6 separate regions of the Homo sapiens genome follow, and regions 2, 3, 4, 5 and 6 are each linked to region 1. A link is a contact called in ENCODE Hi-C or POLR2A ChIA-PET data. All regions are on one chromosome and are shown on one strand. Each heading gives the region's core, a stretch centred on a gene start or an enhancer-like site at or near the end of the contact. The rest is flanking DNA. Distances are from core to core; before and after follow the strand shown. Region 1 holds the start of KIAA0319L (KIAA0319 like). Region 2 holds the start of OSCP1 (organic solute carrier partner 1). Region 3 holds the start of STK40 (serine/threonine kinase 40). Region 4 holds the start of THRAP3 (thyroid hormone receptor associated protein 3). Region 5 holds the start of DLGAP3 (DLG associated protein 3). Region 6 holds the start of ADPRS (ADP-ribosylserine hydrolase).

The links. A loop is a pair of places that touch in the nucleus more often than their neighbours do. ChIA-PET counts read pairs that join two places held with the same protein, here RNA polymerase II (POLR2A). Pooled maps may share reads with other maps.
Region 2: a pooled map shows a loop between it and region 1 (6-fold over the local background). The contact joins the promoter of OSCP1 here to the promoter of KIAA0319L in region 1. A Hi-C loop is called at or near these places in 1 of 168 maps with a recorded cell type or tissue (gastrocnemius medialis) and 7 of 50 pooled maps. POLR2A ChIA-PET finds 5 or more read pairs at or near these places in 1 of 52 experiments (naive thymus-derived CD8-positive, alpha-beta T cell).
Region 3: a loop to region 1 is called in a map of CD8-positive, alpha-beta T cell, with 7 times the contacts of the local background. The contact joins the promoter of STK40 here to the promoter of KIAA0319L in region 1. A Hi-C loop is called at or near these places in 2 of 168 maps with a recorded cell type or tissue (CD8-positive, alpha-beta T cell and lower leg skin), 1 of 37 single-sample maps with no recorded cell type and 9 of 50 pooled maps.
Region 4: a loop to region 1 is called in a map of CD8-positive, alpha-beta T cell, with 9 times the contacts of the local background. The contact joins the promoter of THRAP3 here to the promoter of KIAA0319L in region 1. A Hi-C loop is called at or near these places in 2 of 168 maps with a recorded cell type or tissue (CD8-positive, alpha-beta T cell and naive thymus-derived CD4-positive, alpha-beta T cell), 2 of 37 single-sample maps with no recorded cell type and 13 of 50 pooled maps. POLR2A ChIA-PET finds 5 or more read pairs at or near these places in 1 of 52 experiments (CD4-positive, alpha-beta T cell).
Region 5: a pooled map shows a loop between it and region 1 (3-fold over the local background). The contact joins the promoter of DLGAP3 here to the promoter of KIAA0319L in region 1. A Hi-C loop is called at or near these places in 2 of 50 pooled maps. POLR2A ChIA-PET finds 5 or more read pairs at or near these places in 4 of 52 experiments (BJ, H1, HepG2 and 1 more).
Region 6: a loop to region 1 is called in a map of CD8-positive, alpha-beta T cell, with 11 times the contacts of the local background. The contact joins the promoter of ADPRS here to the promoter of KIAA0319L in region 1. A Hi-C loop is called at or near these places in 2 of 168 maps with a recorded cell type or tissue (CD8-positive, alpha-beta T cell and naive thymus-derived CD4-positive, alpha-beta T cell) and 7 of 50 pooled maps. POLR2A ChIA-PET finds 5 or more read pairs at or near these places in 1 of 52 experiments (H1).

Annotation. Positions count from the first base shown.
Region 1 is chr1:35,555,615-35,559,111 of GRCh38, forward strand. KIAA0319L (KIAA0319 like) reads right to left here and starts at 1,789. Exons shown (of 21, transcript NM_024874.5): 1 at 1,593-1,789. It overlaps NCDN (neurochondrin), which reads left to right and starts at 2,185. Exons shown (of 7, transcript NM_014284.3): 1 at 2,185-2,609; 2 at 3,493-3,497. The coding sequence starts at 2,577. RefSeq lists enhancers at 1-418, 1,219-1,946, 1,947-2,673, 1,963-2,022, 3,401-3,497 and silencers at 1,483-1,582, 1,593-1,732, 2,804-3,013.
Region 2 is chr1:36,448,496-36,451,992 of GRCh38, forward strand. OSCP1 (organic solute carrier partner 1) reads right to left here and starts at 1,956. Exons shown (of 10, transcript NM_145047.5): 1 at 1,763-1,956. The coding sequence starts at 1,874. LOC107984940 (a long non-coding RNA gene) reads left to right here. Exons shown (of 3, transcript XR_001737976.2): 3 at 963-1,070. RefSeq lists a silencer at 2,082-2,351.
Region 3 is chr1:36,383,677-36,387,173 of GRCh38, forward strand. It overlaps STK40 (serine/threonine kinase 40), which reads right to left and starts at 2,248. Exons shown (of 11, transcript NM_001282547.2): 1 at 2,047-2,248. It overlaps LOC124904012 (a long non-coding RNA gene), which reads left to right and starts at 2,515. Exons shown (of 2, transcript XR_007065779.1): 1 at 2,515-2,651; 2 at 2,743-3,497. RefSeq lists silencers at 1,406-1,455, 1,756-1,825, 1,976-2,355 and enhancers at 2,562-3,497, 2,586-2,695, 2,726-3,095.
Region 4 is chr1:36,222,664-36,226,160 of GRCh38, forward strand. It overlaps THRAP3 (thyroid hormone receptor associated protein 3), which reads left to right and starts at 1,780. Exons shown (of 12, transcript NM_005119.4): 1 at 1,780-1,842. RefSeq lists enhancers at 577-746, 957-1,256, 1,170-1,697, 1,657-1,866, 1,698-2,226 and a silencer at 1,407-1,526.
Region 5 is chr1:34,927,804-34,931,300 of GRCh38, forward strand. DLGAP3 (DLG associated protein 3) reads right to left here and starts at 1,847. Exons shown (of 12, transcript NM_001080418.3): 1 at 1,648-1,847. RefSeq lists silencers at 1,356-1,425, 2,406-2,455.
Region 6 is chr1:36,087,229-36,090,725 of GRCh38, forward strand. ADPRS (ADP-ribosylserine hydrolase) reads left to right here and starts at 1,664. Exons shown (of 6, transcript NM_017825.3): 1 at 1,664-1,887. The coding sequence starts at 1,677. TEKT2 (tektin 2) reads left to right here. Exons shown (of 10, transcript NM_014466.3): 7 at 1-83; 8 at 211-354; 9 at 500-579; 10 at 745-1,047. The coding sequence ends at 958. RefSeq lists enhancers at 1,167-1,752, 1,753-2,337 and silencers at 1,482-1,571, 1,682-2,111.

The sequences.
Region 1 (3,497 bases), core at 539-3,038:
CAGAGACATGTTCAAGAGATTATGAAATGGAGCCTAAGTTAGAAAGTACATCCAGCAATTTCTCTAGCCTCCCAAGAGGGAACGAGTGAGTATGCATGTGTGCATGTATGGGTGTGTATGAATCTTACCCAACACATTTCTGCCTACCACAAAAGGATTTAAAACTCAAGGTGACTCAACAGCTGTCATCAATAGCCTGACAGGTGGGTGGGAGAAGCAGAAAAGAAATGAATAGCTTTTGAAAAATGGAGTAATAAACACCACTGGACTAACAAGCTGATTAGAAGTGCCATGTCTAATAAATCTTGCGTCTAAGAGAAAGGCAGAGTTAATTTCATTTGAACTCCTAACCAGTCATTCCTCTGAAACCTATAATTGCCTAAGGGCACAAATCACTGCTAGGGTCCAGTTAAAGGCTTGCTGACCAAACGCAAGAACAACAACACATCACCAAGATCCGAATAGTTTGTTACTGAATCAAAGGGTAACAACCCAGGGAGAGAACACACACCCCCACAATACTTGACAAATGAAAATCTAGAGAAGCTCACAATAGTTCTGGCATTTAGGGCGTTACAAGTACACCCAAAATAAAAGCACTCTCTGTTGCAGCAGCTGTTCAGACAGAGCAGGGGGTAATGTTTACTTAATACTTCAGGTTGATGGGGGATGTATCACAGTTCAGTCTGTCAACTACATACGTGGAACTCCATTTATGTACACAGCGATAAGATATGTTTGAACAACGATGGAGCACGTCTGAAACAATCTATTCAGTTGGTATGAGTAATCGAGAATAAAGCTCTTTTTTAAAAAGTCTCAGATATTTGGGAAAGTTACAGAACAGACTGCCATGAATAGCTTTGCTTATATTTGCAGACACTGTTTTCCAAATAGCTGGAAAAATGAACAGATTGTTCTGGGAGGTCGTCTTTCCAATTTGTTCCTAGTTTTCAGTCTGTTAATCACAGGAGAGAGCACAAGGAGAGTCAGCTAATGCTCTTCACTAACTGCAACTACTGTCAGTTGGACACAACCACTATGAGACCAGAAGCCAAAGAGTTCCTGGAATCCCGCCAGAGGTTATCAATTTTGACTTCCTTCATTTCACCTTTGTGCTCACTGCAGCCACTACAGGACCCTCTGTGGGGCATAATTTTCAAAATCGTGGATGAGGCAGGTTTCACATTATAATGGACACATCGTGCTCAACCCCATCCCCTCTTCATTCTGCACCAACTTTCTATCTCGGTGGAGAGACCAAACATCAGAGACAGCAACTAAAGACTAGGCTGCAGAGGTCGAAGGTGGAAGAAGGACGGCAGCGCCCCGAACCCCGGCTGTCTGCCTGGCTCTCAGGGGATGGAGGGAGCTGCATGACTAGGCCCAGGCCCGAGAGAAGCGGGGTTCAGCCTGGGACCCAAGCTGCGCACCTGCAAGGACAGAAGCAGCTGGCTGCCCTGGCCGAGCCAGGGGCGCCACCTCCGGACCCAACATCCGGCCAGCGCAGCCGCTGACATCGCCCGTCCCGCTTGCCCCTCCCCTGAGCCCATGGTCCTCGGCCTGGCAGCCAGCCGCCCCCGGCCACCTACCGGGGCTCAGGGCCACATAGCGGGGCCCCGGCTCTCGGCGGCCTCCGCCTCCTCCTGGTCCATGGGCTCGGGGACCCCCAACCTTCGCTCCCCTCACCCGGAGGAGGAGGAGGAAGAGGAAGAAGGTAGTGCGGGCTCCCCACCCGGACAGCTACCTCTCGCCTCAGCCTCCCTGGACAGCGACGGCGGCCGGAAACACCGCCTCCTCCCACCTCCCCGGGACCGACCCGGAAACACACTCTCCATGCTAACCAAGCCCTCCCGCCCCTCCCCCGGGAAGGGCAATGCCGGCCGCGAGACCAAGGGGGAGGAGGGGCAGTGCTGGGCGGGTAAAACTACGCACAAGCGAAGGAATCTGGGCCCCCAGCCTCTCGCCGCCCGCTCTCCAGAGGCAGTCTGCACCTTGCCTCCTTCGCTCGAGCCCCAGCCCCCAGACTCGGGCAATACCCACAAGCAAGATGGCGGCAACGGCGGCACCCCCTACTGCTTAGCACCCTGACTTGCCATTGGCCAGAGCCCGGAGTGAAGCAGCCGCGGATTCGTCAAGAGCGGTGCGGGGGTGGGGGTGGAGCTGCAGCAGCCTGGAGCCAGGAGTGGGCAACGCGGCGTGAGCAGCGGCCCGAGGCTCCCGGAGCATCGCGCTGGGAGAAGACTTCGCCGCTCGGGGCCGCAGCCTGGTGAGCTCAGCCCCCTTCGGGCCCTCCCCTGCATCCCAGCCGGGGCCTCTCCGAGCCGGCGCTGATCGATGCCGACACACCCCGGGGACCCTATCGCGACTCCATCGCGCCATATCGCGACACCATCGTGCCCTGTCGAGACTCCATTTTGTCACAGCCCTTTTCAATATATATCTTTTTTTTTTTTAATTTGCCCTGTCATCTTTGGGGGCTGTCTCCCATGTCGTGATTTTGACGTGATCTCTCCGTGACATCACCGCGCCATCGTGAAGTGTGATCTCATCGCCGCCCTGTCGTGACTTCATCAATGTCGTGTTGTGACCTGGCTGCGGCGGGACAGGTGGTGACCGCCAGGAACCCTCCTCCCCTTCTCATCTCCCCATCTCAGCAGCCCTGCTTCGATTATCCGGCTTTTGGATTCTCCGTTGTCCTGGGAACTATCCGGGACCCCCTCTTGCTTCTCCAGCCCCTGCCGGCATCCACAGGCTGGTAGCGGGACGGGGAGGGCGAGAAGAGGGAGCGCAAGGGGTTAATTCTGCTGCTGCCGCCGCCGCTGCTGCTGCTGCTGCAGCCTCTACCCGAGGGAGGGAAAGGAGAGGAGGCAAGGAGCCTGCGGGGGCGACTGAGAGCCCTGGCTGGAGGGGTGGGGTCCCCAAAGGGGCCTCCAAGCCTTCCCTGTTGAGCGTCTTGTATTCTCACTTCTGAAGCGTATCTCTGCCTCTGAAGAAGGGAGGGGAAAGGAAGCCTGGGGTGTCCTTTTCTCCCATGTCAGCCTGAGTCCGGATAATCGAACTTCACCCATGTATGTCTCCATTTCTCCCTGTCTGTCCTCACCACTCACTCCCTCTGTGTCCCTGTGGAGGGAGATAAAACCCAGCCTCCGGTGCCAGGGGGACAGCTGAGCAGTGGGGCCAGCTCCCGCCCACCCCCAGGAGACTGGTGAGGAGAGCTGTCCGGCTGAGCAGCAGCATGCATGGTCCTTCTTTCCCGCTTTCTGGAGGTGACCTTGGACCAGGGTCCCTTCTTTATCCCTAAGGATTTGCAGATCCAGCCCCTTAAAGGGGCTTCTGGGGGGAGGTCAGTCCTGAGGAGTCCACCCCTCCAGATTCTCTCCTCCCCTCCCTCTGTGCTAATCCCTCCCTCCCTCCATCCTCCACTCTCACCCCCACCCCACCCCCGTCCCTCCTCTGCAGAGGGATGCTCAGTCCCTCTTGTGTTCACAGTTGGG
Region 2 (3,497 bases), core at 706-3,205, 890 kb after region 1:
TAAGACAATCAAGCGGGAGATAGACATATACACAGATCATTTCAGTATAGCATGGCCAGTGGTAAGGTACTGAGGAGCAGGCATGGGGTGCTATGGGAGCACAGGCTGCTATGAGAGCATGCACAGGCCCTTTCTGCATATGGGGAGGATTCCTGAAGGAGATGATTCTTAAGCCGAATAATGCAGGATTGAAGGGGAAGAATGTAGGGATGGGAATTACTAGCACAGAAATACGAACAAACATGGTTTAAGCGGAGATCTATGAGCAGTTTGGTATTATTGGGAAACAGGAGGCAGGCAGTGGTGGAAGAAGGGACTGCAGAGGAAGACAGAGATCAGATAAGGAAGGGCCCTGAAATGGCCTGTGCAAGGACTTGGTCTTAACCCAGATGGCAGTGGAAAGCTGACAAAGGGTTTTAGGCAGGGGCAAGTTTGGACAGATACACATTTTAGAAAGCTCATTGGCGGCAATGTGCAGAATGAATGGAGGGGGTATGTTATAGGGAGTTATTTTTAGCTCTTTATGCATGGACTTGCACTCAGTCACACACACACAATAGTTAATATCTGAATATGTATGCTTAGCATCTGAATATGTATGTTGAACATCAATTGAGCATACAAAGATTAATGGAGAGAATGTTTTAATTGGCGGCCATGTCAATTGCCTTTTCAACTTTTCCTCCTCCACTTTGAAATATAATATTTCCTTCATACTTAATCCTAGGAAATTTGGTATAAGCAAGTTGTTTGCCGAGAAGGGAGGAAAAGAGGAAAAGGAACAGAGTGGCAGAGTGTTCTGAGTCGTCATTTTTCTGGGGATTAGTGTGGTGTCCATGGGAGGCAGATTTTGCATTTTCGAAGCTCTCATATAATTATTTTCACAATTGTATTCCCCTCCAACACTTGTGAGGAGATTTATAACTTTCTTATTTTTTTCATATTTATCTATATTATTTTAGAACACCAAATTTCTAGAAATACTTCTGAGATGAGTAAGACCAATCTCCAGCTTATGTGGGAAGATACTACCATAAAGAAATTAAGAATCTGAACCTGGGCTGGACGCGGTGGCTCACGCCTATAATCCCAGCACTTTGGGAGGCCGAGGGGGGCAGATCGTTTGAGTCCAGGAATTGAAGACCAGCCTGGGAAACATGGTGAAACCCCATCTCTACTAAAAATACAAAAATTAGCTGGGTGTGGTGGTGCATGCCTGTAATCCCAGCTACTTGGGAGGCTGAGGCACGAGAATCGCTGGAACCCAGGAGGCAGAGGTTGCAGTGAGCCGAGATCGTGCCACACACTCCAGCCTGGGCGACAGAGCGAGACCCTGTCTCAAAAAAAAAAAAAAAAAAAAAAAAAAAAAAAAATCAGAACCTGTTCCTTGGGGGTAAAGAGGATGCTTGGACTAGCAAGGGGTATGATACTAGATGGTGGGCAGCTGGGACTCCTACATTTGGAAGGCACTGATTGACAAGAGAGACTGGGAAATCACCTCTCCCATTTGAAGAGATGGGGAAATTAGGGAGGTCAGGCACCCTAGTGTCCACTGGGAGTATTAAGTTCCTCTGCTGTGAAAAAAGCTTTTGGGGGGATTTGACTCCCGAGGGGCTCCAAATGGATGTGGCTTGTAAGAAAGGTCCCTGGTTATAAGAGTGAAGTGTGTAGGGGTGCGGGTCTGGCTGTGGGTGTTAGGGCGATGATGAGAGGGCCGGGCTGCTGGCTGCGGGTCTGGCTGAGCGGGCCGGGGGCCTCTCACCTTTGCGGGCCTTGTCTCCCGGGATGTTCTGGGCCCGCAGCCGTTGGTCGAGGATGTAAAGCATCTCCCCGCCCAAGTTCAAGAAGAGCAGCGGTAGCGTCCGCACCGACATGGTGCTGGAAACGAGCTGGACTGGTGAAGAGCCCCGGGGTTCGGTAGCCAGTGGCCTGAAGGCCAGGCCGCAGCGTCCCAATAGTCCGGTTGCTGGGGCAACGCCGTGACGGGAAGAGCGAGCCAATCAGAAGGCGGTTTGGTGGGAGGTGCCCTGAAGACGGGAGCTAATTGGTCTGGGTGGTGGACCGTCCCGGGGGGATTGGTCCGAGCCAGAGGCCGGCGCGGCGTTGGGCGCGGCTGGGGAGCTGTGCTTCTGAGAGTAGGTTTCCCTCGAAAGGGCGAGGGCCGGGCCAGGGCTGGGGGTGGTCTCGACACAGCCAGCCCGGCGCTTGGGACCCCGGCCGCTGGCGCGGGGCCTCAGGTTCCTATAACAGAGGAAAGCCCAGGCAGAACGGCATTAGAGCAGGCTCGGGTCAGACGGACCTGGGTTGGAATCACGGCTCGTGATTTCTTGCTGTGTGACTTCGGGCAGGGTTTGAGCCTTGGCTTCCTCTTACGTAACATGGAGCTGGCACTCACATCACAGGGCGGCTGAGAGGAATCAGTCAGATCATGGAAAGGCCCCGAAAGCACTCAATAAAAATGGTAACTGACTTTTCTTTTAGACGAGGGAAGGATCAGAAGTCCTGAGTCGTTTGCATCGCCTCCCAAAAGTTTACTTGAAGTGAAGCCCCTCCTGGTTTCATACTCCATGAAGCAAACCAGTCCCGTCCGTCCCCGTGTGTCCAGTTCCCAGAGGATGCGCCTGGGGGCTCTGGGAAGTTCCCTCCTCGACGCTGTTCCGAAGGCCTCCCAACCATTTCTTTTTTCTTTTTTTTTTTTTTTTGAGACGGATTTTGCCCTTGTCGCTCAGGCTGGAGTGCAGTGGCGCCATCTCGGCTCATTGCAACTTCCGCCTTCAGGGTTCAAGCGATTCTCCTGCCTCAGCCTCCCGAGTAGCTGGGATTACAGGCGCCCGCCACCATGCCCGGCTAATTTTTGTATTTTTAGTAGAGACGGGGTTTCACCATGTTGGCCAGGCTGGTCTGGAACTCCTGACCTCAGGTGATCTGCCCGCCTGGGCCTCCCAAAGTGCTGAGATTACAGGCGTGAGCTATCACGCCCGGCCCCAACCATTTCTCTTTGAGGGCAGCGACTCCCTTCCTTACCTCCATCTTAAGCTCCAGGATTACTTTTTGCCATCTGCTGTATATTTTTACTCTGATGAACAACCATTTCTGTAAATTTCAGTACTTCCAAAACCTACTAATTATCTTTCCCTCCAGCTACTCAAACTTGAAACTTGGGCCTTGGCTTCCAAATCTGTTTCCCAGGGTCTTTTATCAGTCATCATATTATGCTTTTTCCTCCAACACCTTTCTTACATTCATCCCTTCATTTGTTTTTCTGTCTGCATTGCTATGTTCCTCTGTATCACTGTTCTTTTCTCTCTTCTACCTTGCACTGGCTGCTAAGCTAAATGTCAGAAGACATCACTTTTTTTTTTTTGAGATGGAGTTTCACTCTTGTCGCGCAGGCTGGTGTGCAATGGCACGATCTCGGCTTACTGCAACCTCCGCCTCCTGGTTTCAAGCGATTCTTCTGCCTCAGCCTCCTGAGTAAGCTGGGATTACAGGCATGG
Region 3 (3,497 bases), core at 998-3,497, 830 kb after region 1:
GCTCCCGGCTGCCCTGGGCATGATATCTCAAATTGCTAATATGGCATTCTTTCATGAACCTATACTGCTTCACTTGCACCATATCAACTTCCATACCACTAGATTGAACAATCTGAGATTTCTGGAATAAACTATGAGTTTATTTGTCTATCTCGCTCTCAAAGTATTCATTCTCACCTGGCTAAGCCTCCCCTCCTCTCCTTTTAGACTCAGCTCCAGCATCACTTCTGCCAAGCCTTTTCATGGCACACTCCCGTCCCCACCCCACCCCCAAGGCTGAGCTCACAGCTTTCTCCCTTTCTCCACTGGGCTCCCACAGTACTCTCTTGCTGCTGCTATTAGCTTCTTCTTCTTCTTTTTTTTTTTTTTTTGAGACAGAGTCTCACTCTGTTACTCAGGCTGGAGTGCACTGGCTTGATCTCGGCTCACTGCAACCTCTGCCTCATAGGTTCAAGCAATTCTCCTGCCTCAGCCTCCCGAGTAGCTGGGATTACAGGCCTGTGCCACCATGCCCAGCTAATTTTTCTATTTTCAGTAGAGATGGGGTTTCACCATGTTAGCCAGGCTGGTCTCGAACTCCTGACCTCAGGTGATCCGCCCGCCTCGGCTTCCCAAAGTGTTGGGATTACAGGCATGAGCCACGGCGCCCAGCCACTACTAGCTTCTTTAGACCACATTTCAACCATTTGTTTACAGGTCAATTTCCCTTAATTAGACTGTATGCTCCTTGAAATAAAAATAGATAACATTTATTGAATTCTTATTACGTGGCAAACATGGTTGTATGTTTTACATGTTAACTTTTTACTCTTCATAATATCTCTCTCTGTTATCATCCTTGTTTTATAGACGAAGACACTGAGGCACAGGGAGACTAAGCAATGTGCCCAGGTACACACAGCTGGAAAGTTGCTGAGCCAGAATTTGAACTCAGGAAGTCTGGCTCCAAAGCCTACTCTTAACCACTATGCTGTCTAGCACTTGCCTCTAGGCAAGGACTCTTGTTGTGGTCATGTGAGAAATGAATGAATGAATGAATGAGGACTGTCTAGATTAACCCAACCAACAACTTGCACAGCACGGCCATTAGGAAGCACTAAAGGAGCTCACAGGCACTGTTTACAAACAAGATTATTTTGGCCCTACAATTACACATTCTGCTCTTCCTTATCTCACGCAAAACTACTCAAAGAGGGAAAGGCGCCCAGCCCAGTATGCCTACCCTCTTCCCCACTGGTTCTCAAAACCAAAGCAAAGCCAACCGGTTTCCTCCAGTGACTTAAAACAGAGCAAAGTCTATCCTGCCACACAGAGGGCGGCTGTCATCTCTTCCTTCCGCTAACAAAAGGGCTTCAAACCTGGGGATTGGGGTGGGCAGAAAACTCGGCATCAGGAATCCGAATGTCCCTACCTAACTGGCTGGAAGGCGGGGCCAAGTGGCGTGGGAATGGGCGGGCCTGACCGGCTCGGCAGGTGAAACACTGACCACAGCAAGCTCTCCTTGGAAAAGGCCGGCCAAACGTGGCCTTGGCAAGCAGGTAGCTGTGACTCGTACCTGAACGCCGCCCGGGATATGAAAATTCCCCAGCAGCGGTAGCGCCCGTGCCAGAGTGAGGGCTCTTGGAGGAAGCCCTGGCTGGCCCTCCCTGGGGACTCGTTCTAACTATCAAGTCACCCTCGGGATTAGGAGGGAAACACGGAGAGGCAGAAGGTGTCTTTTTGGAAAGATCTGGCTGGATTCACACGCCGGTTGCTTCACTCACTGGCTGGGTGACTCTAGGCAAAGCTGGCAGTGCCCACTTCCCAGAGCTGCGGCGGGGACTGAAGCTCCCGCGGCCTCCCGGTACCCGGCGCGAGGCAGCCCTCGCCCCTGCCGCCGGGGAAGGGCAGAGCCCCAGCGGAGGAGGGGGCATTCGCCGGGGCCATTTCTGCTGCACTCAGATGGCTTCAGGCTGTCACTCCGATTCCACCGCCGCGGCCGCCGGGGCCCGCCCCGCCTACCCGCAACCCCCACCCGGCTCCCCGCTCCTGGACCCCTGCCCTCACCTTCGCCGGGTGGTCAGAGCTATTCGCCCATAGTCCGTAGCCCAGAGCCGGGGCTGCTCGGCTCTCCCTCCCGGGGGGCCGGGGCCGGGCTGGAGGCGTGCGAGCCTCTCACCGCCGCCTCCCAGCGCAGCCACCCGAGCCGCCGCCGCCGCCGCCGCCGCCTCCCTCCATGGCTGCGGCGCCGCCACCTGACAACGGAAGTGACGCACCGCCCCCCTCCTCCCCAGCCTTAGCCGCGGCCCCGCCCCCCCGGGCCCCGCCCTCCGCCTGCGTCTCCAGCCCCACGGCTTTCGGATTGGGGCGCCATCTTGACGATGGGCGGAAGACTTCAGGCAAGAGGCCAGAGTCCGATTGAGGATTGGTTCAGGGTGGGGTCTGGGCGAAACCTGTTACACGATTGGAGGCCGAGGCTCTAATGGGGCGGTACTTACTGCTGATCTATATCTGCGGCGAGGCTGGGACGGAGGCACCGCCCCGCCCGACCCCACAGAACCTCGCGGGCCCTACACTCCCCCTGCCGAGGTTGAAGTCCCCAGCGGTTGGAAGATCGGCCAATTGTAGTGTATTTATCAGAAAAGTGACTCATCCTTGATCCTCATTTCCCGGTTTGTGGAACTCTGTGAGGAAAGCCCTGCAGTTAGGCTCAATAAAAGACAGAAATTCCTGTCGCAGCGCTCATAATTCATTTCCCTCTAGGTCTGTCGCCTTTGTAGAAACCCCGAGGATGGCAACCTTCAACCTGGAGATCCCTGAAGCCTTGACCAGGGAGGTTTACAGTGAAGCGTTCCTATTAGCGACTACAGCTATCTAACCTCAGTTCCTCCTGCTGCAGTTTCGGTCCCTTTCTCCTCCTCCTCCAGCAACCACGCCCTCCATGAATCAGCTTCTTGCACCAGCAGATGAGCCCTTTAAAGGGATTGCATCAGGCAAGTGACTCACTGGGGCCCTCTAAGAGCCTGGCTTCCCTCCCTTGGCATGCAGAAGCAGCTAGAAGGGCTCAGTGGCAGCAGCACCAGCGGCCGTAGCCCCACTCCCTTGTCCCAGAGGTGTGAGTCAGGGTGTTTGCTGCTTATGATGTCTAACTCTTGGCTGTCTTTCCAGCTGTCCCCTGGGTCACTCTATATCCATGTGTGGGCACACGTGTCTAAGCTTGTGTGCACTGCTGGGTTTTCCTAGGGTGTGTGGCCACTTGTGTGTATGTGCATTTGTCATCTCCACATAGGCAGTGCCAGGACACAAGAGCTGATATGAGTGAAGTCTGGCTGCCTCTACCTGTGTCCTTTGTCTCTGAATGCCTGGTGCCCACTGAGCTGCTGATAGGGCTGACTAACAAGAGTAATCAGGACAGCTCCCACCGTTGTGCCACACTCTGCATGGAGCACTTGAGACAGTATTAGGTAGGAGGCTGTTTACAGCTGAGGAAGCCAGTGCTCAGAGAAGGAAATTAATGT
Region 4 (3,497 bases), core at 530-3,029, 670 kb after region 1:
CTCCCAAAGCGTTGGGATTACCGGCGTGAGCCACCGCGCCCGGCCTATGCCTGTATTTCTTAAAAGGGGAGCCAAAATTATGTATTTTGGTATCCATCTAGTTTACTACCGTGTTCCCAGTATTTTACACTGGGCATTGTATACAGTAGACACCCAGAAAATCTTTGAATTTAAAATTACATTGGTTCAGCCCCGTGGCTCACGCCTGTAATCCCAGCACTTTGGAAGGCCGAGGCAGGTGGATCACTTGAGGTCAGGAGTCTGATACCAGCTTGGCCAACGTGGCGAAACCCCGTCTCCACAAAAAGTAGAAAAATTAGCCGGGTGGTGGCATATGCCCGTAAAATCAGCTACTCAGGAGGCTTAGGCAGGAGAATCGCTTGAACCTGGGAGGCAGATGTTGCAGTGACCCAAAATCGCACCACTGCCCTCCAGCCTGGGCGACATAGGGAGAATCTCAATAAATAAATAAATAAATAAATAAAAATAAAATCAATTAAATTAGAACGTTTTAAGAAGCACTGCGCAGTACGTCGACCACAAGAAGTGCTCAAAGAAGGAAGAAAGAGTAAGCCGTGTGCAAGGAATGCTGCCGAAGCCACTAAGGGCAAGGGCTGATGTGGCGTGGTCTGCTACTTGAGTTGAGCCTTGCAGCTTTTCTCTTAGGAAGAGCATTAGATTTCTTTATTAATTGATGTGTACTGTGTCTACTTTTCTCTGGAGGTGCAGAAATCCATCAAAACTGATCTCGGCTCTCAAAGAGCTCACAGTCTTGTCGGGGAAGGCCCCGATACTTACAGAGTAAGATGCAAACTTACTGTGGGAACACAGGCATAGGGAGGAGCTAGTCAACTTTGAAAGCATCACAGATGACCTATGAGATGGGTCTTAAATGTTCAGAGACACTAGAGCAGAAATTCCGGAGGAAACCAGCCTGTGCAAAACTGATAAACGCAGAGATTCTCAAATTTGTAGGTGGGTAAGAATCACCCGAGAGATCGGTTTAAAATGTAGACTGCAGGGAGACACTCCCCGGTAAACTTTTGGTTCAATACCCCAGTAGCACCCATTTTAACAAACTTCCCAGGACGACAGTCAGAAAATCATAGTTACAGAAGGCAGGCTGGGGAGAGGCGGTTTCTGGGTCTCCGAATGAGGTCACACAATTAAAATTAAAAAAACGAAACCAAACCAACCCCTCCATTTGCGTTGCGCTTTCAGGGTGCTTGAGGCTTTCCTGTGCCTTACTTTGTCGGAGCCTGGCAACATCGCTGTGGGGTAGAAATTACAAGTCTCATTTCACAGGGGAGGAAACAAGTTTAGAGAGGAGGGATGAATTTGCTCAAGGTCACAAAGCGGAAGGGAGCGCAGCAGAGACCAAAAACAGGGAGACTCGACTTCCAACTCGGAAGCTTTTCAACAAGGCAAGCTGGCCCGGAGTGGGTGGGGCTCAGACTCTCCCTCCAGGCTGGTTCCAAAATGGTGGGGGCAGTGGCGTCAGCAACGCCCCCGCCCCTTCCGTCCACCGCCCTCCTCCATCTCCAGGCCACCCAGGCGGGGGGAGGGGACGGCCCCGAGCAACCCACGTGACCGCCGACAACCGAGCGCGTGACGCAAAGCGGCGGGCCCAACGCTCGCCTTGTCTTTTGGGAAACGTAGTTCTGATGGCAGCCAAGTCGGCCAGGAGAGGAGGGCGTAGGACTACATTTCCCAGGAGGCAGCGGGTCTACGCCGTCGCCGTCGTCGGAGAGCGGAGACGCTGGGCGCGCTGTGGGGCGGGGGCGAGGTTCGGGCTGGTTGTTCCGTTGCGAGCTGCAGCTGCGATCTCTGTGGTAGGCCCAGGTGAGTGAGCGCCTCTGATGGAAGTTAGGGCAGCTTAACCGGCTCTAGTGGTTTCGTCTCTTATCTTTTTTCCCCAGCTGCTGGTCAGGGGCTCGGGGAAGGCCTGGCGTGGAGTCGCTCCCCCCAGCTTACACCCTGGCCTCTTCTGAGCGGGCTCCGTTCCCTCCGGCTCCTCCCCTTCCCCGCCCTTTAGGTCTTCCCCTGGCCCCGGCCTAGCTCCCAAGGCTCTTGGTCGCCTTCTCTGCAGAGCAGCTCCTACGCCGCTTTATCTTGCAGTCGGCCTGGGGGCGGCCACTCCCTACTCCTCCCGTTTTGGTCGTATGAACCCCGTTATTTGGATTTCTTTTCCCGGAACTCCCGAGTGCCCTTCCCCCCACCCAGTCCCCATTGGCCTGGTTCGGTCTTCTCCTAGGGCGCATGTGGCTGCCACTCAGTAAATGTTAGTACCGCTTCCGTTCTTTCCAGCCTGGTGGCCAAAAACGGGATAGTCCAAATTTGTCTCCTACGGGAATATTAGAGTTCTCACTTTTTTCTTGGGCTGGAGCTGAGGCCGGCTTGCATTCCAGTGGCAATCGGCGTGAGTTCTGCTTATATGAGGTGAATTATTTTGCTTCTCTTAGCACCTAAGCAACTTTTATCAACTGTTGTCTTTGACTTTACAAATCTTAGGGGTGGAGCATGGCAGCAGAAGCTGGGGAGCAGCAATGGTGCACAGAAGTTGGAAGCCATCAGTGGCAGTACAGTGTTTATGGGGAATTTGTTACTTGGGGTGAAGGGAAAGCCTCTGAGAGTATAGAAGGACCTGGCAAGAGAGAGGCAGTGAAGCTTCTGTTGGGAGCATAACAGAAGTATCCTGAACCAGTTGGCTTGGGTTTAAATCTTGGCCCTGCTATCTTTTGATCTTAGGTCAAGAGTCTTCATCTCCAGCTGCCTCAGTTTTCTTATCACTAAAACAGCAGTAAGTAACAGTGACCCCTTTACAGGGTTATTGTGGAGACTAAATGAGATAAAATAAAAATCACTTAGCCACTGTTAAAAAGTAATATCATCATTTATAGGTTTTTTTTTTAGAGTGTGCGCCGAGAGAGATGAGGCGTGTATCACACCGTTATTTTTCTTCTGTTTCAGATGACCCTGACTTTTTTCGTTTGTGGAAGTACTGTTGTAGTCTGTTCTGTAATTCTAGACAGTCTGACGTGTGTATTATGATTTAGAAGCTTGTTAAATAGCCAAAACCGGCTCCTGCCATGAACAACTTGTGGAGCAAATCGGGCTCAGTTTGTTCTTTGCCGGGAGATGTATTTTGTGAGCCAATGTTCATACGTTAATGATAAGTTTTACTGCAGCCATTTGGGCTTAATTGCATTTTGTAAGAGAGTTGTGTTGAGGTTTCTGTAAGAAGTGATTTGATTAAAAACCTCTATATCCAGTGTAATTCCATCTCTTTGTTTTTTAAACGTTTTAACACCAGAGAAAGATCTCCAATTTTGGAGACTGATGTTTTTAGTTTTGTAGACTAGGTACAGTTCAATTTTAGCAGTGGTGATGGTAGTAGTAGTACCACCTTAGTGTATTTATTTAATACCAAATATATAGGTACTTTTAAATTTGGTTTAGCCTGCAAAATATGGATTACAAAAAGAGTGATCTATTTT
Region 5 (3,497 bases), core at 597-3,096, 630 kb before region 1:
AGCACACCAGGAAGTACCACTCTCTAACCTTGGCCCAGCCCAGTTCTTTGGGTCACTGAAAGACCTGGGCTGAGGTCTTTCTGTACCACTAACTAGCAGTGTGTGGTTGTGGAAAATGCAATTCATTTCTCAAGCCTCAACATCTTCATCTGTAAATCGGCATTATATTTGGTTGAACCATATGAAATTGCTGTTTTTGTAGGTTAAATAAAAACAGTTGAATATTGCAGTTGCATATGGCTTAACGTGATACCTGTCCTGCCTGCTTCCCAAGGCTGTTGGGGAAATAAGAAGAGTTCAGAGGGCAGCATTTTCAAAAGCCCTGAACTAATATGAGGGCATTATTTTATTATTATTACTTCAAAGAGCTTAGTACAGACCCACCCGGAGCCAGTGGACTGAACCAATAACCCAGAACTTGAAGGTTTGGGACTTGGAAGTCTGGGAGAGCGCCACCTGCTCTGATGACTAACAGGGCAGACGCTTCCACCTGGCCTCCTCATCTCCTAGCTCTAAAAGGCCCTTGGTGAAACATTATTGAGATGACACAAGTTCCCAGGCCCCCAAAAGGAGAAGCAGCACACGCAGGCACATACTCCAGCTCGCCCCAGATCCCCCCTCCCACCCACCAGGGGCCTTAGCATGCAGGAAGGACACGACCAGCAACATCCCAGAGGGCACCCCCTGAGGTAGGTGAAGGTAGAGACCAAGCTGGGGAGTGCCACAAAGCTCTTGCCTGAATCAAGGGTCAGGGGTCCCCAGAGAAGTGGGGAATGATCTGACCTCGGAAAAGTCTCATCTCCCTGTCCCATATCCCACCAGGAATGGGGGGACAGTGGGGGGGACAGAGCCCAGGTGTGGGTGATTCAGAGTGAACCGCGCTCAGATACACTCTCTCTCACACAGCCAACGCACGCGCGCGCACACGCACACACACACACACACAGTCACACAGGGCAGATACCGGGACCCACTCACAGAGACAGTCACGCCGGCACACACATCCATTCACACACTCACAGACACACACAGGCACACATGGGGACAACACACACTCATTCACTCACATGTCCACAGATGCATACACAGTACCACCCTCCACACTCACGCTGCATACACCCACTAACATGCACACACACTCTCGCCCACAGTGACACACGCACACACTCACGGCATACACTCACCGGCACACACAATCGCCCACAGACCCACACAGTGACACACTCGGCACAGACACACAGCGACACGCACTCACATTCACACACCTGCAGAGGAAACTTCTCTCCGGATCTCCCCAGCACCACGACTTCCCCCACAACCAGCTGGCTACTCCCTCCCAGACCCGAGCCTCCAGCCGGGCGAGGGCTGGGCCGGGGCTGGCCTGTCCCCGCGGCCCTGACCGGGAGCGTGGGTCCGCGGTCCGCGTGGTCCCCTGCCCGCCCCTCGGGTCGGGCCCGCGGGCAGCCAGGCCGGGGCAGGAGCGGGGGCAGCTGAGGAGGCCCAGCCCCTCCCCCCTCCCGGGGCCGGGAGCCGAGCGCCGGAGCCCGGGGCGTGGGCGGCGCCGGGGCCGCAGCCGGGCCGTGCCTGGGGGGCGCTGCAGAGGGAGCCGCGAGCGCGGCCCCGTCCCCACTCCTCCCCGCGGCTTACCTGGCCCGGCTCGGGCTCCGGCCGGGTTACATGGTGCCGGCGGCCCGGGCCGGGGGCGCTGCGGCGTTGGGCAGGCGGGCAGGGACCGGGGCCCGGCACTGCGGAGCCCCCAGCTGAGGGGCCGCGCCGGCTGCGGAGCCCCAAGCGAGCGCCGAGCGGCAGCGGGCGCGGGAGCGGGAGGCGGCCAAGCCACGGAGGCTGGATTTCCCGGGGACCGGGAAGGGGAGGCGGGGGGATCCCGCCCGCGCGCTCCGCCCCCGCCCCCGCCCCCGCGCAGGGCAGCCGAGCAGGGAGAGGGAGAGGGAGAGGAAGAGGGAGGGGGACCGAGCTCCCCGCCCCCGCGCGGACCCAGGAGGGCCGAGGTCGCCGCCCGCGGGCGGCCGCCGGGGTCCCGGAGGAGCGCCCACCTCGCTGAGCGACGGTGCTGGGGGCGCCCAGCGTAGGGGCAGGAATGAGATCCCCCTCCCCGGGGACCCAGGAACAGGCACCCGAAGTGTCACGGCCACGCACAGCCGACCTGGGTACAGGGACCCAAGCCCGGCGGCGGGCGGGCGGTCGGGGACCAGCTCAGCCTCACGGACCGGGTCTCGCCCCCCGCCGAGGGGCAGTCACGCCCTGAATGTCACACACAGCCCCCAGGCCCGTCCGCTTAGGAGACTCTCCTTCGGGCTTTCCCGGTCGGCCGCCTGACCTCAGCTCCTGGCTTGGGGTCAGGGAGCCCCCCTCTTCGGCCCCAGCCCCTGCCAGGATGGGGCGCTGTGCCCGGCCTCGGAGCCGCTGGCAGGCGTCCCCCACCCACAGTCCGCACAGCCGAGGCATCCCCAGTGTGGAGGGAGAGCCCCGCTGTACCTGCCGCCTGTGCTGGGCCCCCGCCCGTGCCCACTGTGCCCGCCCGCCTCTGGGCCCTGAGCCTGGGATTGTGCCATGGCGGGGTCGGGGTGGGGGGAAAGGGACTGTCCGAAGCACAGCTGGAGGCTGCGGAGCCCGGACACAGGCTGCGGGAGCCGAGAGGCGGAGAGCGGACTGCAGCAGTCCCCTGGCTTGAATCCGTCTTGGCGCCCAGAGCGATGCTGTAATGGGGGGGAGGGGGCCACGGTGGGGAAGCCGCAGGGGGAGGGGCTGAAGACGTGGGGGAAGGGGTGGCTCCGGATTCCGGCTTTCCAGGGTAGGTGTGAGGAAACACTGCCTCCGGCGCTGAAAGTTGGGGGTGGAGGTTCAGTGGGCATCCTTAAAGCCCTCTTCCCTCCTCTACCTTTTCCGGTCTTGAAAGCTTGGGATGGTGAGGTGTGGGCTTGGGAGGCTTGAGACTGCCCACCTCTCTAGGAACATACCTTGGAGTTGTTCTGATTCAACGGCCCCCACCCCGCACCCCAACAACTCCCTGCTCTCTGTTTCCTTGTGGGGCCACCGGCTCTCCTCCCTGTATAAAGGGGAAAGTGAGGCACGGAAAGGAGAAGCCAAAGGCCCAGAAGAGCTAGAACTGGGAGCCAAGACCTCTTTTCCCCAGGGAGATGATGTTTTAAGATGCCACATTACATTAAATAACATAAGGGGCTTGGAGAGCCCTCTTCCCAAGGGATACCTAGAAGTCTGGTAAGAGACTAGTAGATTGGTCACCTACCCTGCTGCTCACAAGAACGGTTCATTGTCTCTTCAATCATGAAGTGAGGTTGCAGACCATTTCCAGCCCAGGGTTCAGTCAAGAGCAGATGTCATGAAAATAAGAAAGTTGTTCCCAGGAACCCACTTTAGAACTGAAGGAAACATCTCACTTTCCGTGGAGCATAAGAACAGCCGTTGGGCCGAGCGCAGTGGCTCATGCTTATAATCCTAGCACTTTGGGAGGCCAA
Region 6 (3,497 bases), core at 414-2,913, 530 kb after region 1:
GAGTTGCAACGGAATTTGCCTTCAGGAAGCGGCTGCGGGAGATGGAGAAAGTGTACAGTGAGCTCAAGTGGCAAGAGAAGAATGTGAGCATCTCCAGGGGCCTGGACTTCCTGCTGTGGGATGAGAAGCCGCATGCCCCCGCCAGGAGGCACTGGACCAGGCATGCACGTGAGTCCAGCAGGTGGAAACCAGTCACTCTGTCCCCTGCAGACCTTGGAGGAGATCGCTGAGCTGCAGGAGGACATCCGGCACCTGGAGGAGGATCTGCGCACAAAGCTCCTGAGCCTGAAGCTGTCCCATACCCGGCTAGAGGCCAGAACCTACCGGCCCAACGTGGAACTCTGCCGGGACCAGGTGAGAGGGTGTCCCAGTGGCGCACGGGCCCCCTAGCCAAGGTTTTCTCATATTCCTGATGGAGCAAGGGCACTGCTGTCAAGGGGCAGCACTCAGGTAAAGGACAGTGTGGCTGACTTGGAACTCCCAACCCCTCTGCCTCCAGGCACAGTACGGCCTCACCGACGAGGTTCACCAGCTAGAGGCAACCATCGCTGCCCTGAAGCAGAAGCTGGCGCAAGCACAGTAGGTCTCGGGAGTGGGCGGAAGGAGCAGTGAGACGCTGCCCACAAATGGGGCCTCTTGCTGGCTGCTGGCTCCCTGGGGCTGTCTTCCTGACTGAAGGCTATGCACGCAGCCCAGGCCTCCCAGCCTCATGGGGGCTGGGGGGTTGTCAATGTCCTTCCCTAGGGACGCACTGGACGCCCTGTGCAAGCACCTGGCCCGGCTGCAGGCTGACATTGCCTGCAAGGCCAACTCCATGCTGCTGGACACCAAGTGCATGGACACACGGCGCAAGCTGACCGTGCCTGCTGAGAGGTTCGTGCCTGAGGTGGACACCTTCACACGTACCACAAATAGCACCCTGAGTCCACTCAAAAGCTGCCAGCTGGAGCTGGCCTAGCCTTGGAGGACTGCAGGAGGAGGGCAGGGTTGGGTGGGCAATGGAAGGAGGGAGGAGAGAAATGAATGGAATAAATGCAGAGGATCTCAGGCCGGCTGTTCTCTGCCCCACTGTATGTAGCCAGCAGGGAGAGGGTTCTTGAACACCCTCCTGTCTATGGAGGAGCAAAGATGGGGAACACTATTCCTCCGAACTCCATGTACCAAATCCAGTTCTTTCCCTCCCCTCAGGGCACCCCTCTCTGGGCTGGGTCAGCACTCCTGGGCTGCAGCAGCGCGGCCTCTACCTGGCTGTGTCCCAGTTGGCCCCTGGTCCGCCCTCCTGATGCTTAAGGGAGGCCCACAGGGGGCAAGGGCCCGGTGGGAGGGCTTGGGGGTGGTCCCGGCCTCGGTGGGGAGGGCCGGCTGGGGGTGCGGAGTTAGGGTTGCTCGCCTGCGGAAGGCAGTGTGGGCTGCAGTGATCCAATGGTCTGGCTCAGTGCCCATCCCCCGGAGACCCCATAGTGGCCTTCCCACCCAGTTAGCCCAGTGGTGAGGAGCGGAAAACCGAGACTCAAAGCACAGGCTGGCGGGAAGTGCGCGGCGCCGCGACTCCGGGCCGCTGGGCGGCGCTGTGGGCCTGGCGGCGGAGTGGAAACTCTAGGCCCCAGGGAGCGCTGCGGACGGAAGTAGGGAAACTGTGAGGGCGGCACCGGAAGTGGCGAGCAGTCTGCGCGCGGATGGCCGCAGCGGCGATGGCGGCAGCGGCAGGTGGAGGGGCTGGCGCGGCCCGCTCCCTCTCGCGCTTCCGAGGCTGCCTGGCTGGCGCGCTGCTCGGGGACTGCGTGGGCTCCTTCTACGAGGCCCACGACACCGTCGACCTGACGTCAGTCCTGCGTCATGTCCAGAGTCTGGAGCCGGACCCCGGCACGCCCGGGAGTGAGCGGACAGGTGGGCGGGGCCGGGCGCAAGTCAGAGGCCGTGCGGGAGGGAGGCCGAAGGGGCGCGGAGCCTCCGGGGGCGACGGGTCGGGGGTGCGCGGGGATGAGGCTGCCGAGGGCACCGGGGCCAGAGCCGGATGACCCGCAGACAGCTTGAGCTCAGCGAGTGCCAGTGCGATCTCCGGCCTTATAGACGTCTCGCCCCGAACATCCCGTGCTCGGGGCGTGGCAGCACCGGGGCCTCAACCGTGCAGGGTGTGGATAAACCCATCGTAAGTTGAAAATACCTGAAGTGGAAAGTGCGCTTTCAGCTTAGACGACCGTTTTATCTGGACGCAGCCCCATCGGACGTCGAGGAGCCTATGAATGCGTATCAGCGTTATCAGAAAGCCGAAAAAAACTTAAGTTGAACCATCCTAAGTCGGGGACTGTCTGTCCACCCTTGCCGACTTGACCTCTTTTTCCCGGTTCTCTAGAGTCAGTATACCACCAGCCCGTTCTCCACCCCGCAAGGCGTGCTTTGGAAGCCTGACTCTAATCGCGTCCTCCCCTGCCTAAAACCCTGCTGTGATTTCCCATTACCCTTAGTACAGAGCCACATTCCTTAACGTGTCCGACGTGGTCCGGCCCTCCCACACGTCTGCAGTTTCGTTTTCCGCCAGCCTTGGCCTTGCTTTCTGCTCTTCGGTTCCTCACACCATGATTCCTCTAGGCCAGGCGTTTGCATGCGCTGTCTCGCCTGTAAAACTAACTTCCCTTCCCTTGTGGGCTCAGATCCCGGCTCAGGTAGCAGGTGTGAGGTCAAGCAGAGGAGGTGAATCTTCTTGGAGAGCAGGTAGCATAGTAAGAAGAAAGGGCCATGGTCAGAACCCTGGAGAACACCGGTAATTAAGAGGGAGGGAGGGAGGGAAGGGGATTAGGGAAGGAAACAGTTTGATAGGAGGAGAAGCAGGAGTGGCTATCAACGAAACCTAGGAAAAGAATTTCAAAATGAAGACACTGATCACTGGTGGTGTGCTCCAGAGAAGTGAAGTAGGAGGAGATCTGGATCCAGAAACTATCATTTTCAATCTGGGTATGGTGGCGCACACCTATAATCCCAGCTACTCCAGAGACTGAGGTGGAAGGATCATCGCTTAAGTCCAGGAGTTCGAGACTAGCCTGGGCAACATGGCAAGATCCTGTCTATAAAAAAGAAAAACAAAACAAAAACAAAAAGACTGGAGCTGCAAGGATGGCAGCCACAAGGGGATGGAAGTTTTCTTTCAGAAATCAGAAGATCAAACCATGATGTAGGCTCATAATAAATAAATACATAAAATAGAAAGCAGCAGGACTGACTTGGAATAAAGAATTGCTGAAAATCCCATTGCTGAGATCCTAAGGCTTCCCAGGCCCACGAAAGTGAATGGGAGTGAGAAACTGATTTGAGGTCATTTTAGATGTGGTAACTCTGAAACATGAGTAGAGGCTGGGTGCCGTAGCCACAACTGTAATCCCAGCGCTTTGGGAGAGTCCACTTGAGCCCAAGAGTTTGAGACCAGCCTGGCAACAGGATGAAACTCCATCTCTACAAAAAAAAAAAAAAAAAAAAAAAAAAGCCAGGCGCAGTGGTGTGCA